2 separate regions of the Homo sapiens genome follow, and region 1 is linked to region 2. A link is a contact called in ENCODE Hi-C or POLR2A ChIA-PET data. All regions are on one chromosome and are shown on one strand. The core of a region is the stretch at or near the end of the contact, and the rest is flanking DNA. Distances in the headings are between cores, read along the strand shown. Region 1 holds the start of DUS3L (dihydrouridine synthase 3 like). Region 2 overlaps STAP2 (signal transducing adaptor family member 2).

Evidence for each region. A loop is a pair of places that touch in the nucleus more often than their neighbours do. ChIA-PET counts read pairs that join two places held with the same protein, here RNA polymerase II (POLR2A). Pooled maps may share reads with other maps.
Region 1: a loop to region 2 is called in a map with no recorded cell type, with 16 times the contacts of the local background. The contact joins the promoter of DUS3L here to the enhancer-like site in region 2. A Hi-C loop is called at or near these places in 1 of 37 single-sample maps with no recorded cell type and 4 of 50 pooled maps. POLR2A ChIA-PET finds 5 or more read pairs at or near these places in 1 of 52 experiments (activated T-cell).

The regions. Positions count from the first base shown.
Region 1 is chr19:5,789,064-5,794,851 of GRCh38, forward strand. DUS3L (dihydrouridine synthase 3 like) reads right to left here and starts at 2,100. Exons shown (of 13, transcript NM_020175.3): 1 at 1,981-2,100; 2 at 984-1,272; 3 at 144-656. The coding sequence starts at 2,078. RefSeq lists an enhancer at 1,823-2,282.
Region 2 is chr19:4,325,008-4,331,137 of GRCh38, forward strand. It overlaps STAP2 (signal transducing adaptor family member 2), which reads right to left. Exons shown (of 13, transcript NM_001013841.2): 5 at 4,954-5,054; 6 at 3,668-3,802; 7 at 2,309-2,378; 8 at 2,117-2,219; 9 at 1,935-2,000; 10 at 389-538; 11 at 209-301. Among named protein-coding and RNA genes, the nearest start is that of STAP2, 11 kb to the right of the region's middle. RefSeq lists an enhancer at 1,522-2,503 and a silencer at 3,473-3,722. Within about 2 kb of position 2,669, at least 7 of the 41 ENCODE cell types and tissues checked have a DNase peak (open chromatin) inside an H3K27ac peak, as active enhancers do.

The sequences.
Region 1 (5,788 bases), core at 850-3,349, 1.5 Mb after region 2:
GAGGGAGACTCAGCCAGGAGCTCCCTCAAGGCACACAGCCTCTGACTCCCAGGCAGCTAGAACAGGAACGTGGACACAGCTGGTATTTAATAGACGCACACCAGATGGACAGATCTGCTACTGACGTTGTCCTCAACACGTACCCGCTTCTTCTCACAGGGCCGCAGCCTGACCACGTCCTCATCCGTCAGGGGCCCGCAGGTCCGCACGGGGCTGCTGGGAGGGGTGCTAGTGCCCGGCCCTGCGGGGACCTGCTGGGCACCACAGTTTTCCTGCCTGGGAGCGCCCTCGGCTGCCGTGCCCTCGGGGACAGCGGCAGCGGGTGTGGGGCCCTGGCTGAACCGGCGCAGGGCCTGCTCAGCTCGCTCGAAGCGGACCTCGCGCTTCCGCAGCTGCTGCTGCAGGGCTTTGTCCAGGCCGTTGCGGATGGACGGGGGCTGGGTCCCGCGGGCCGCCAACTCCTCCTGCACCAGGTTCTGTCCCTCGGGCCTCAGGTGGGCCCCAGCGAAGCGGCAGGTCACGCCGTAGGGGCACCGGCCGAAGGTCTCGAAGAGCACGCAGCGGGGGCCCAGGTCGGCCGGCTTGGTCTCCAGGTAGCGCCCCACGTCGTGCAGAAAGCGGCAGCGATCACCGAAGAAACACTTAGCAGCCGACTCCTGCGAGGAAACAGGGAAGCAGTGAGGGAGGACAGGGAGACCCCGGGGCAGCCCAGCAGCCAGGGTTCAAACTCTAGATCACCCCTCCTGGCTCTTGTGTCCCTGAGCAAGTCAGGCACCTCACCGTGCCTCTGCATCTCCATTTATACAATGAGAACAATGACAAGCCCTACAATGTATCCCGAGGAGAATGAAGACGGAATGGCATCAGAGCAAGCTCACTGCTCGTTGCTGAAGGCCCAGGAGCTTTCTAACAATTACCCGCTGCCAGGAAACACACCCTGCTCCTGCCTGCCCCGGCAGGAATGCTCACGTGGCCGCACTTGCCTGGATTAGGGAGGGACACAGCCTGTTCTTGTCGTAGTTCGTGGGCTTCACATGGGGCCGGCCCTTGTTTTGTCCCCGGGCCCTCTTCTGAGTCTGTAGCTGCTCCCCGGGCTCTGCTGCCTCCTCCGTCTGCCCGTCCGCCGTCTGTCCATCCTCCAGTCGGATCCGCTTAGCCTCAGGCTCAGCCAGCTCATTGCCAGCAGGGTCTCCTACCTCGGTTTCCCGGCAAGTCTTCTCCTGCCCTTTGGCTTCCAGGAATTGGTGAAACTGCTCCTTGGTGGTGAGGTATCTGCCGACAGAAAGGGAAAGGAAAACCCTCCGAACATAGTCAATAAACACTGGGGAAAGGAGGCTAGAAACACTTGCACGTCCTTAAATCCTTCTGCTGATGGGGAGCTCACTACTTAAGAACCAGCCAGCTCCCAGCCTGGGAGCCCCTCACGGCCTCAAAAAAGACCTATTTTGTCCCTGGGTCCTCACTGTCCAAAGTGTTGCGCGAAACTATTATCAGGTTCAGTCAAGAACGTCCCTGCGCACGTTAGGCTGCGAAAAACTACAATTCCCAGCATGCCTTGAAGCGGAGTCTAAGCCACCACATTTCCCAGCACGCCTTTCGGCCCTTCAAACACCGCAGGCCCCAGCACGCCCCGCGGCACTCGCTTCAACCCCAAGACCCGCCAGTAACGGCCGCTGGCAGAGCACATGCGCCGTACGTCCATATGCAGGGACTACAATCCCCAGTATGCAGCGCGGGCCTGGCCTCAAATCCCACCTGCCCTAGCATGCACGTGGTGTCCTTCGCGCATGTGACAGGCCCCAACGTGCACGATCTCAGGTACCTCCGCTGACCACCCTGCAGGCGGAAGAACGGCCCGGAATGAAGAGCCGGTGGCTTCTCGCCCTCAGCCGCTGCCTAATCTCCCGGCATGCACAGCTCGGACCGCGCTATGGGTGCCGGAAAAGGCCCTTCAGCTTCCCTCCTGCCCCGGCGACTCACTGACGCTTAATGGGCGCCACTCCTCGTTCCAAAGCTCCGGCTCCCGAGTCGCCACCACCACCATTCTCTAGAGGAGCCTCCGCCGTTCCCTCCGCCATCGGCGCCCCTCACATCCGCTCTGGAGTGTGGCGGGAAGACCTTCCGGGTCACGCGTGTCTTCCCTGATTGTGCTGGGGAAGTGCGCATGCTCATGTCGTTCCAATGACGCCATTGCTCGCTCGTGACGCCACGGGGGCGGTGCCTGCACATGGGTGGAGCCTCAGGTCCTATATAAACTAGAGCCTGGCCAATTGCGAACTGGACTGCAATCAGCTTCTGGACTGAGGAAATTTAACTGTTAGGGTGTTTTGGAGGTTTTTGTCTTTGTTGTTCTGTTGAAACGGTTTCGTTCTGTCGCCCAGGCTGGAGTGCAGCGGTACGATCACGACTCACCGCAGCCTCGTCCTGGGCTCAAGCTATCCTCCCACCTCAGCCTCCCAAGTAGCTGCGTCTACAGACATGCACCAATAGGCCTGGATAATTTTTAAATTTTTTGTAGAGACGAGGTCTTGCCAGGTTGCCCAGGCTGATCTTGAACTCTTGGGCTCAAGCGATTCTCCCACTTTGGCCTCCCAAGCATTGGGATTACAGGCGTGAGCCATGGTTCCCGGCCCCTGCTAGGGTTTTTAAAAATGTAAATTAGGGGTCGGGAGCGGTGGCTCACGCCTGTAATCCCAGCACTTTGGGAAGCCGAAGCGGGCGGATCACTTGAGGTCAGCAGTTTGAGACCAGCCTGGCCAACATGGTGAAACCCCGTCTCCACTAAAAATATAAAAAATTAGCTGGGCGTTGTGGCACATACCTGTAATCCCAGCTACTTGGGAGGCTGAGGCAGGAGAATCGCTTGAACCCGGGAGGTGGAGGTTGCAGTGAGCTGAGATCACGCCATTGCACTCCAGCCTGAGGGACAGAGCGAGACTGTCTCTAAATAAATAAATAAATAAGGCCGGGTGTGGTGGCTCACGCCTGTAATCCCAGCACTTTGGGAGGCCGAGGTGGGCACGTCAGGAGTTCGAGACCAGCCTGGCCAACATGGCGAAACCCCGTCTCTACTAAAAATACAAAAATTAGCCAGGCATGGTGATGGGCGCCTGTAATCCCAGCTACTCAGGAGGCTGACGCAGGAGAATCGCTTGAACCTGGGAGGCGGAGGTTACGGTGAGCCGAGATCGGCCGTTTCACTCCAGCCTGGGCGACAGAGCAAGACTCCATCTCAAAAAAAAAAAAAAAAAGTAAATTACACTACTTTTATGCAGGACATTAGTTTCAACAAATAATTAGTTGAGCATCTGTATGCCAGATGCTGTGCTAGATGCTGGGGGCGTGGTAGTAAACAAAACGGAGAAATCATTACCTTTAAGAGCTAACTTGGGAGTCGGAAACACAGACGAAAAACATAATACTCCTCGGAATTTTGGAGATTGGTTCCAAGACCGCATATACCAAAATCCGCGTATACTCGTCCCCCAGTTGCCCAACAGAATCCCTGTATAGGAAAAATCCGCCCTTTGTATCCGCAGGTTTCCCATCCTGCCTCCGCATTTGGTAGGGGTTAAAGAACCCGCGGATACGGATGGCCAACTGTATTTTATTTTTCGAAGGCCACTTATAAGTGGATGGATGCAATTCAAACCCGCGTTGTTCGCGGGTCAACTGTACATAAGTAAATTAAACCGTAAGTGAGTAGGTAATAAAGCAGTAAGGTGGATTGGGAATGCCACCCTTGGCTGTTGGAATTTTTTTCTTTTTTTTTTTTTTAAGAGGAAGTCTCGCTCTGTCACCCAGGCTGCAGTGCAGTGGCGCGATCTCGGCTCACTGCAACCTCCACCTTTCCGGTTCAAGCGATTCTCCTTTCTCTGCCTCCCAGGTAGCTGGGATTACAGACGCCCACTACTATGCCTGGCTAAATTTTGTATTTTTAGTACAGATGGGGTTTCATCATGTTGGCCAGGCTGGTCTTAAACTCCTGGCCTCAAGTGATCCACCTGCCTTGAGTGTGAGTCACCGCACCCAGCCACATTTTAATTGTTTTTGAGAGACAGAGTTTATTTATTTATTTAAATTTATTTATTTACTTATTTATTTTTAAAAATAGACTTATTTATTTATTTTTTGAGACAGAATCTTGCTCTGTTGCCCAGGCTGGAGTACAGTGGCGCAATTATAGCTCACTGCTGCAGTTGCAGTTGTTAACAGGCTGGCAAGGGAAGGCTTCCTGGGGAAGGTCATGTTTGAGAGTATTTGGAAGAGCTGTGGGAGAGAGTTGTAGGGATATCAGAGGGAAAAGTGTCCCAGGTGGAGGCAACAGCCAGTGCAAAGGCCCTGAGGCAGGAGGAAACGTCCTGGCATGTTGGAGGAACATTGAGGAGGCCCATGTGGTTGGAGCAGAGAGTCCAAGGAGGACAGAAGGAGGAGGCCAGGGGAGGGAGGTGAAAAGGTGCAGGTTTTGCAGGACCCAGTGCACTTTGAGAAGGACTTGGTCTTCTTCTACGTGAGTGAAATGAGAGCCACGGAAGGCTGTGCGCCAAGGAAAGCTGGATCTACTCAGCATTTCCCAGCGTCCCCACCAAGCCCTGCTGTGCCCCCTAAAACTCCCTATTCCTGGAGAAGCTTTGGTGTGCACAGGAAATTCAGGGTTCTGGACTCAGCCAAGTTTGAATCCCCGCCCCTCCACTTACCAGCTGGAAACATTGGGCATCTCATTTAGCCCCCTCATACCCCAGTCACCTCATCAATAAAATGGGCCAGATAAAAGTATCTCCCTTAGGCTGGGCGCGGTGGCTCACGCCTGTAATCCCAGCACTTTTGGAGGGCGAGGCGGGCGGATCACGAGGTCAAGAGATCGAGACCAGCCTGGCCAACATGGTGAAACCCCGTCTCTACTAAAAATACAAAAATTAGCTGGGTGTGGTGGCACACGCCTGTAATCCCAGCTACTTGTGAGGCTGAGGCAGGAGAATCGCTTGAACATGGGAGGTGGAGCTTGCAGTGAGCCAAGATCGCGCGACTGCACTCCAGCCTGGTGACAGAGAGAGACTCTGTCTCAAAAAAAAAAAAAAAAAAAGAAACAAAAACAGATGGGGAAACTGAGGCCCAAAGAGGGAAGGGATTTGCCCGAGGCCACAACAGGCTTGGAACCTGCTTTTACAGGACCTGGGAGAAAGTTGAGGGGAGAGCGGGCAGTTTGTCTTCCATCTCTGGCCTTGGCTGCCCTCTGTAGGACAACCTGGGAATAAAACGGTGGAACCCGGGAATCTAAAAGTGCAAAAGGCCGGGCACCTTGGCTTAATGCTGTAATCCTAGCCCTTTGGAGACAGGAGGATCGCTTGAGGCCAGCAGTTCCAGACCAGCAGCCTTGGCCACTTAGAGAGGAGACCCCTTCTCTGCAAAAAAAATGGAAAAACTAGCTGGGCAAGGTGGCATGCACCTGTGGATCTAGCTACTTGGGAGGCTGAGGCAGGATTGCTTGAGCCTGGAAGGTCGATGCTGCAGTGAGCTACGATTGTGCCACTGCACTCCAGCCTGGGCAACAAAGTGAGACCCTGTCTCTAAAAATAAATAAATAAATGGCTAGGTGTGGTGGCTTATGTAATCCCAGTACTTTGGGAAACCGAAGCGGTTGAGTCACTTGAGGTCAGGAGTTCAAGACCAGCCTGGGCAACATGTTGAAACCCTGTCTCTACTAACAATACACAAAAATTAGCCGGGTGTGGTGGCAGGTGCTTGTAATCCCAGCTACTGGAGAGGCTGAGGCATGAGAATCACTTGA
Region 2 (6,130 bases), core at 1,419-3,918:
GGGCACCTGTAGTCCCAGCTACTGGAGAGGCTGAGGCAGGAGAATGGCGTGAACCCAGGAGGCGGAGCTTGCAGTGAGCCAAGGTTGTGCCACTGCACTCCAGCCTGGGCGACAGAGTGAGACTGTCTCAAAAAAAAAAAAAAAAGTCAGATGAGGGCTGAGGCTGGCCTGCCATCAGGTGAGGGTGGGATATGGGGGGGACCCCAACCTGGCTTGGGTCCAACGGGTGGCTTTGGAAGCTTGGCAGGAGGCTTTGGCAACTTCTTTGGCTTCAGGATGACTGGCCAACTAGAGGAAGCCACTGCGTGGACAAAAGTGTAACGTGTCACATCAGCTGTTAACCTGTTTCCCCAACCCCCAGCTCTCAGCAGCTCTGTTCCCCACCCACCATCTTGGTTCTCATAGTCAACAGCTGGGCCATCTCCAATGGGGGTCACGTAGTTCTCTTCCTGGTTCGGTAGTGGGGGCAGTGGGGGCAGCTTGTCCTGGCTAGACGCAGGTGACAGCGGCTTGGGGCCACCTGTGCAGGGTGCAGGACCTGATGGGGAAACGTGGTCACTGTCAAGACCCATGTCATACAGGGACACCTTGCAGGTTGGCGGGGGGGTCTGTGTGCATGCCTGGAGACAGGCATGTGTCCCTGTGTGTCTGTGTGTGTGCCCATGTATAAGTCTGTGTCTGGGCCGGGCGCGGTGGCTCACGCCTGTAATCCCAGCACTTTGGGAGGCCAGGGTGGGCGGATCACCTGAGGTCAGGGGTTCAAGACCAGCCTGGCCAATATGGTGAAACCCCGTCTCTACTAAAAATACAAAAATTAGCTTGGCGTGGTGGCAGGCTCCTGTAATCGCAGCTACTCGGGGCTGAGGCAGGAGAATCGCTTGAACCTGGGAGGGAGAGGTTGCAGTGAGCCGAGATTGCGCCACTGCACTCCAGCCTGGGTGACAGAGCAAGACTCCATCTCAAAAAAAAAAAAAAGTCTTTGTGTGGCATACACGTGTACACTAATTGAATCTAGATAAGTTAAAGTGCAACGTTTGTACACACACACCTGTGGTGTGTATACGTGTGTGACTGCACGCCTGCTGAGGTGGCTGCTTTAGTCCTTGTCTACATGAGTGCGTTTTGCCCGTGTATCTACACGTGTCCGAGTTTGTGCCGGTGCACGGACGTATCTGCATTTATGTGTACACATGTGATTGTGGCATGACACAGGTGTATCTGTGCTACATAGCATTTGTATGTGACTGGAATTGGGGCACACGTGTATTTATGCATGTGTGATCTGTTGTGCCCGCACAAGTGTGTGTCACCTTCTGGCTAGGCAGGTGGCCACAGTTGCATGGATCATGCATGTGTAATGTGTGTGTGGATGTGGCACTTGGGGGTCCTTGCATACGCCCAGACCAGGGAAGACCAGACAACCCACGCTACATTCCTTTCTAGTGTGTTCTCTGCCTCCTCTTCCCACTCCATAAACAGGACCGATTTCCACCTCTTTCCCAACACCCACCCGGATTCTCGGTCCCTGTGGGGCTACTGCTTGTCCGGGTGTACCCTCTGACCCCTCAATGCCCATTTCTACCTAAGGAGATCCTTTGGGACCATCTGCAAAGACCCACTCTTCTGGGAAGCTTTCCCTGCTCTGCCCCCATCTTCTCCCGAACTCTAGGCGCCTCCCCCGAGCCCAGGTTTTTCCTCCACCCCAAATTCAACCCTACAGGATGAGAGTGTCTGTGTTTAGCTCTGTCCCAAGCTGGGACCCCCGCCCCCTCCCCCACACACACACCCTGACGGCAGGGTCTGAGTCATTTCTGTCCCTGCAACTTTGGGAACATCAGATGCAGGAGGTGCAGCCACCAAACTGACTGAGGGGGCGTGGCTGAATGCGGGGTCCTCGATCCCTCCCACCTCGGCCCGCGGGAAGGGGGCGTCACCTGGGCCCGGAGCGGAGGGCGCCACCCACACATTCTCGCCATTCTCCTTATCGGCTTCCACGTAGCCTGGAACAGAGAGGGCGGCCTGGAGGAAGCGCGGCGGCCAGGGGCGGCCCGGTCCGTCCGAGCGGGGGCGGGAGAGGTGAGCACTGGGCCCCCGAACTCCCCGAAGGGGCACCCACCTAGCACCTTCTCGTAGTCCTCGTCTAACAGGAATGGCACCAGCGCCTTTTTGGTATGCGACACGAAATAGTTGACCACGGCGTCCAGGGAGGTGCAAGAGAACTGGGGGCAGATGGGGGAGCGGTCAGGCTGCTGGAGAAGGGACGCGGACCCCACAAAGTCACTTCTAGGGACTCTGGCCCAACGCTCACCGGCTGTTCCACATCGATCACGTACTTGGGGCCCTCCCGCTTCACCTTGTAATGCCGGACCACGTGCGTCCTGCACCAGGAGAAAGCGAGTGAGTGGCTCAGCCCAGGCTCCCACACCGCCCCTCAGGGAAGGCCCCGCCCCAACTCCAGGCTCCGCCTCCAATAGAAACAGGTCCATACTGGCTCCGCCCCCACAGAAGGCCCCGCCACTGACTGGTTCCACCCCATAAAGGACCTAAGCCCCGTTGACCTCCCGGAGCACTGACTGCCCGATCCCAGCACTGCTCCCAGCGGGGACCAGGCCCGACCGACCCACCCCCACAGAAGACCCCACCTCTAGTCTTGGCACCACCTCCAGCGAGGGACCAGGCCAGACTGACAACACCCTAGGAAAGGTCCGCCCCTAATTCTGGCACCGCGCCTAGGGAGAACCAGGCCCTAAAGACCCCGCCCCAGGTAGGCCCCGCCCCCTGTAATGGCTCCACCCCCAGGCACCGACTCTACCTTCTACATCGCCTTGCCCAACCCTGGACTGGGCTTGAGAATTTGGCATAAGGCTCTGACTTCGCCCCCAGGGCTGGCTCCGCCTCCATAGCCCTACTCAACTTCCAAAAAGGATCACGGCCATGACTCCCCCCCGTAGATCCTGACGCTGCCCAAAGAGCCCATTCCCATCCCTGGATTTGACTTCATCCCCTCCAGTGGCCCAGACCTGGCCCCTGCGTACCTGACGTTCCGGAGGGGCCGATCCTAACCTAGGAGTCTGACTCCACCTACAGGGAGTCCCAGCTCCTAACCCAAGACCTGGCTCTTCCTGCAAAGGAGTCGGCCTGGGCTCTACCTTCTTCCCTAGGCATTAACCCCATACCTGGGGCAAGGCCAGCCTCAGGATCCCACGACCCCGGAGCTCTGATCCCGCCCCCAGCCCTCCCTGCCCAGCTCTGACTCCGCCCCCATGCTCCCCTGCCTAGCATTGACTCCACCCCTCCCCCAGCCCGCCCACCCCAGCTCTGACTCCGCCCCAACACGCCCAGCGTAGCTCTGATTCCGCCACCAGTGTACTCTGCTCAGCTCTGACTCCACCCGCCCCAGCTCGCCCAGCCCAGCTCTGACTCCTCCCCCAATCCGCCCAGCCCAGCTCTGACTCCTCCCCCAATCCGCCCACCTCAGCTCTGACTCCTCCCCCAATCCGCCCAGCTCAGCTCTGACTCCGTCCCCAGACGCCCGTCTCGGCTCTGGCTCCGTCCCCTGGCCTACCCACTAGCGGGTCGGACTCCGCCCCTGCTTCTGACCACGCCCCCGCGCCCACCCTCTTCCCACCCTCCTCCCACCCAGGGCTCTCCAGACGCGCATGCGCACCCGTTGTGCATCTGCCGCGTGGTGACCGACACGCCGTCGGCGCCGTCCCCGCTGGGCCGCAGCAGCAGGTTCCCGCACTCGGGGTAGCGCTCCAGGAGCAGTTGTGCCTCCAGCCGGCTCACCTTCAGGAAGCACCTGTGGCGGGCCGCGTCACCCACTCGGGACCCCGGAGACCAAGTCCGCTCTTCTGCACGTAAACCCTGCCTCCTCTGAGACCCAGCCCCATCCCCATCCCCTAGGCCCAGGAGACCCTGCCCTGCTCTCCAGACCCAGGCCCCTCCCACGGAGACCCAGTCCGGCCTTCCAGGCTCCTAGTTTTTGTGGGGTTTTTTGTTTTTTTTTTGAGACAGGGTTTCGCTCTTGTTGCCCAGGCTGGAGTGCAATGGCGCTATCTCGGCTCACCGCAACCTCCGCCTCCCGGGTTCAAGCGATTCCCCTTCCTCACAGGCCCGGCTAATTTTTGTATTTTTAGTAGAGACGGGATTTCTCCATGTTGGTCAGGCTGGTCTCAAACTCCCTACCTCAGGTGATCCGCCCGCCTCGGCTTCCCAAGGTGCTGGGATTACAGGCGTGAGCCACTGCATCTGGCCGGGTTTTTTGGTTTTTTTTTTCTTTAGAGATGGGGTCTCGCTATGTTGCCCAGGATGGGTCTCGAACTGGGTAAAAGCAATCCTCCCGCCTCGACCTCCCAAAACGCTGAGATGACAGGCGCGAGCCACCGCGGCCAGCCAGGCTCTTAATTCTGGCCCCGGAGATGCAGCTCCAACCCCTAGGGAGACCCAGCCCTGCCTCGTAGGCACCTAGAGCCTCCCCTGGAGATCCTGTCCCGCCCTCCAAACACCTAGACCTTACCCTGGAGGCCCTGCCCGCCTCCCTGATCACCAAGAACCGCCCACAAAGACGATGCTCCGCCCCCCATCCAGGCCCCGCCTCTAGGGTCCCGGTTACCCTCTCCGACAAATAACTCCTCCCCGGAGACGAAGCATCACCTTCTAGACACCTAGACTGACCACCCCCAGACCCTGTCCCTACTCCTCAGGCCTAGGCCCCGCCACTGAAGACCTTACCAGTCCTCTAGGCCCCTAGACCCGCTCCTGGAGATCCTGCCCTGCCTCCCCAGCATGGGCCATAACTCCCCCTCCCCCTCCCCCACCCCCAGCCCCAAGGCAGTCCTCATGCAAAATCCAAGACCCAACTCCAGGGGACCCAACTCACCGCCCACCCTCAGCCACACAACCACCTCCCGTCCCCATCCTGCAGCCCCTCGGGACAGGCGGGACACTCACGAGGGTGTCTCCAGTGCACGGCGCGCCTCCTCTTTGGCCAAGACTTCAGACATCATGTATAGGTGCCCAGGAAGCAGGGTCAAGTCGGTCGGGACACGGAGCTGAGGGGCGATCGAGGGACAGTGACTGCACCTGGCCAGCCGGGAATGGACGGCTGTGCCCAAGTCACAGAGTGGCAAATTGAGGCCAGAGCTCAGAGCAATGAACTCTGACACCTTAGAGGGCAAAGAGGGCTTCGAGAGGGTTGCAGAGGAGTGTTGCATGAGAGTAGATGCTGGGGCCGGGCGCGGTGGCTCACGCCTGTAATCCCAGCACTTTGGGAGGCCGAGGCGGGCGGATCACCTAAGGTCAGGAGTTCGAGACCAACCTGGGCAACATGGCGAAACCCCGTTTGTACTAAAAATACAAAAAATTAGCCGGGCGTGGTGGCAGACACCTGTAATCCCAGCTACTCGGGAGGCTGGGGCAGGAGAATCACTTGAACCTGGGAAGGCGGAGGCTGCAGTAAGCCAAGATCACGCCATTGCACTCCAGCCTGGGTGACAGAGTGAGACTCCGTTCCCCGCTCCCCAACCCCACCAAAAAAAAAAAAAAAAGTAGATGCTGGAATCTAGGGTCTCAAACTAAAGTCTGCAGGGGCCAGGCAGGTCTCAAACTCAATGGCCTGCCAGGGTGAGGTAGGAAACAGGGAAATCAGAGGGAAATCAGGAAGGTAGACTAAAATTCCCGGTTGATAAATGATGTCAGCTAATTTTTTTTTTTTTTTTTTTTTTGAGATGGAGTTTAGTTCTGTCACCAAGCTGGAGTGCAGTGGCGCGATCTTGGCTCACTGCAACCTCCGACTCCCGGGTTCAAGCCATTCTCCTGCCTCAGCCTCCCGAGTAGCTGGAATTACAGGCTCCCGCCACCACGCCCAGCTGATTTTTGTATTTTTAGTAGAGACAGGGTTTCACCGTGTTGGCCAGGATGGTCTTGATCTCCTGACCTCATGATCTGCCAGCCTCGGCCTCCCAAAGTGCTGGGATTACAGGCGTGAGCCACCACGCCTGGCCAATGTCAGCTAATTTTTAAAAACTTAGCACTCTGTGGCCAGGCATGGTGGCTCACATCTATAATCCTATCACTTTGGGAGGCCAAGGAGGGTGGATTGCTTGAGCACGGAAGTTGGAGACCAGCC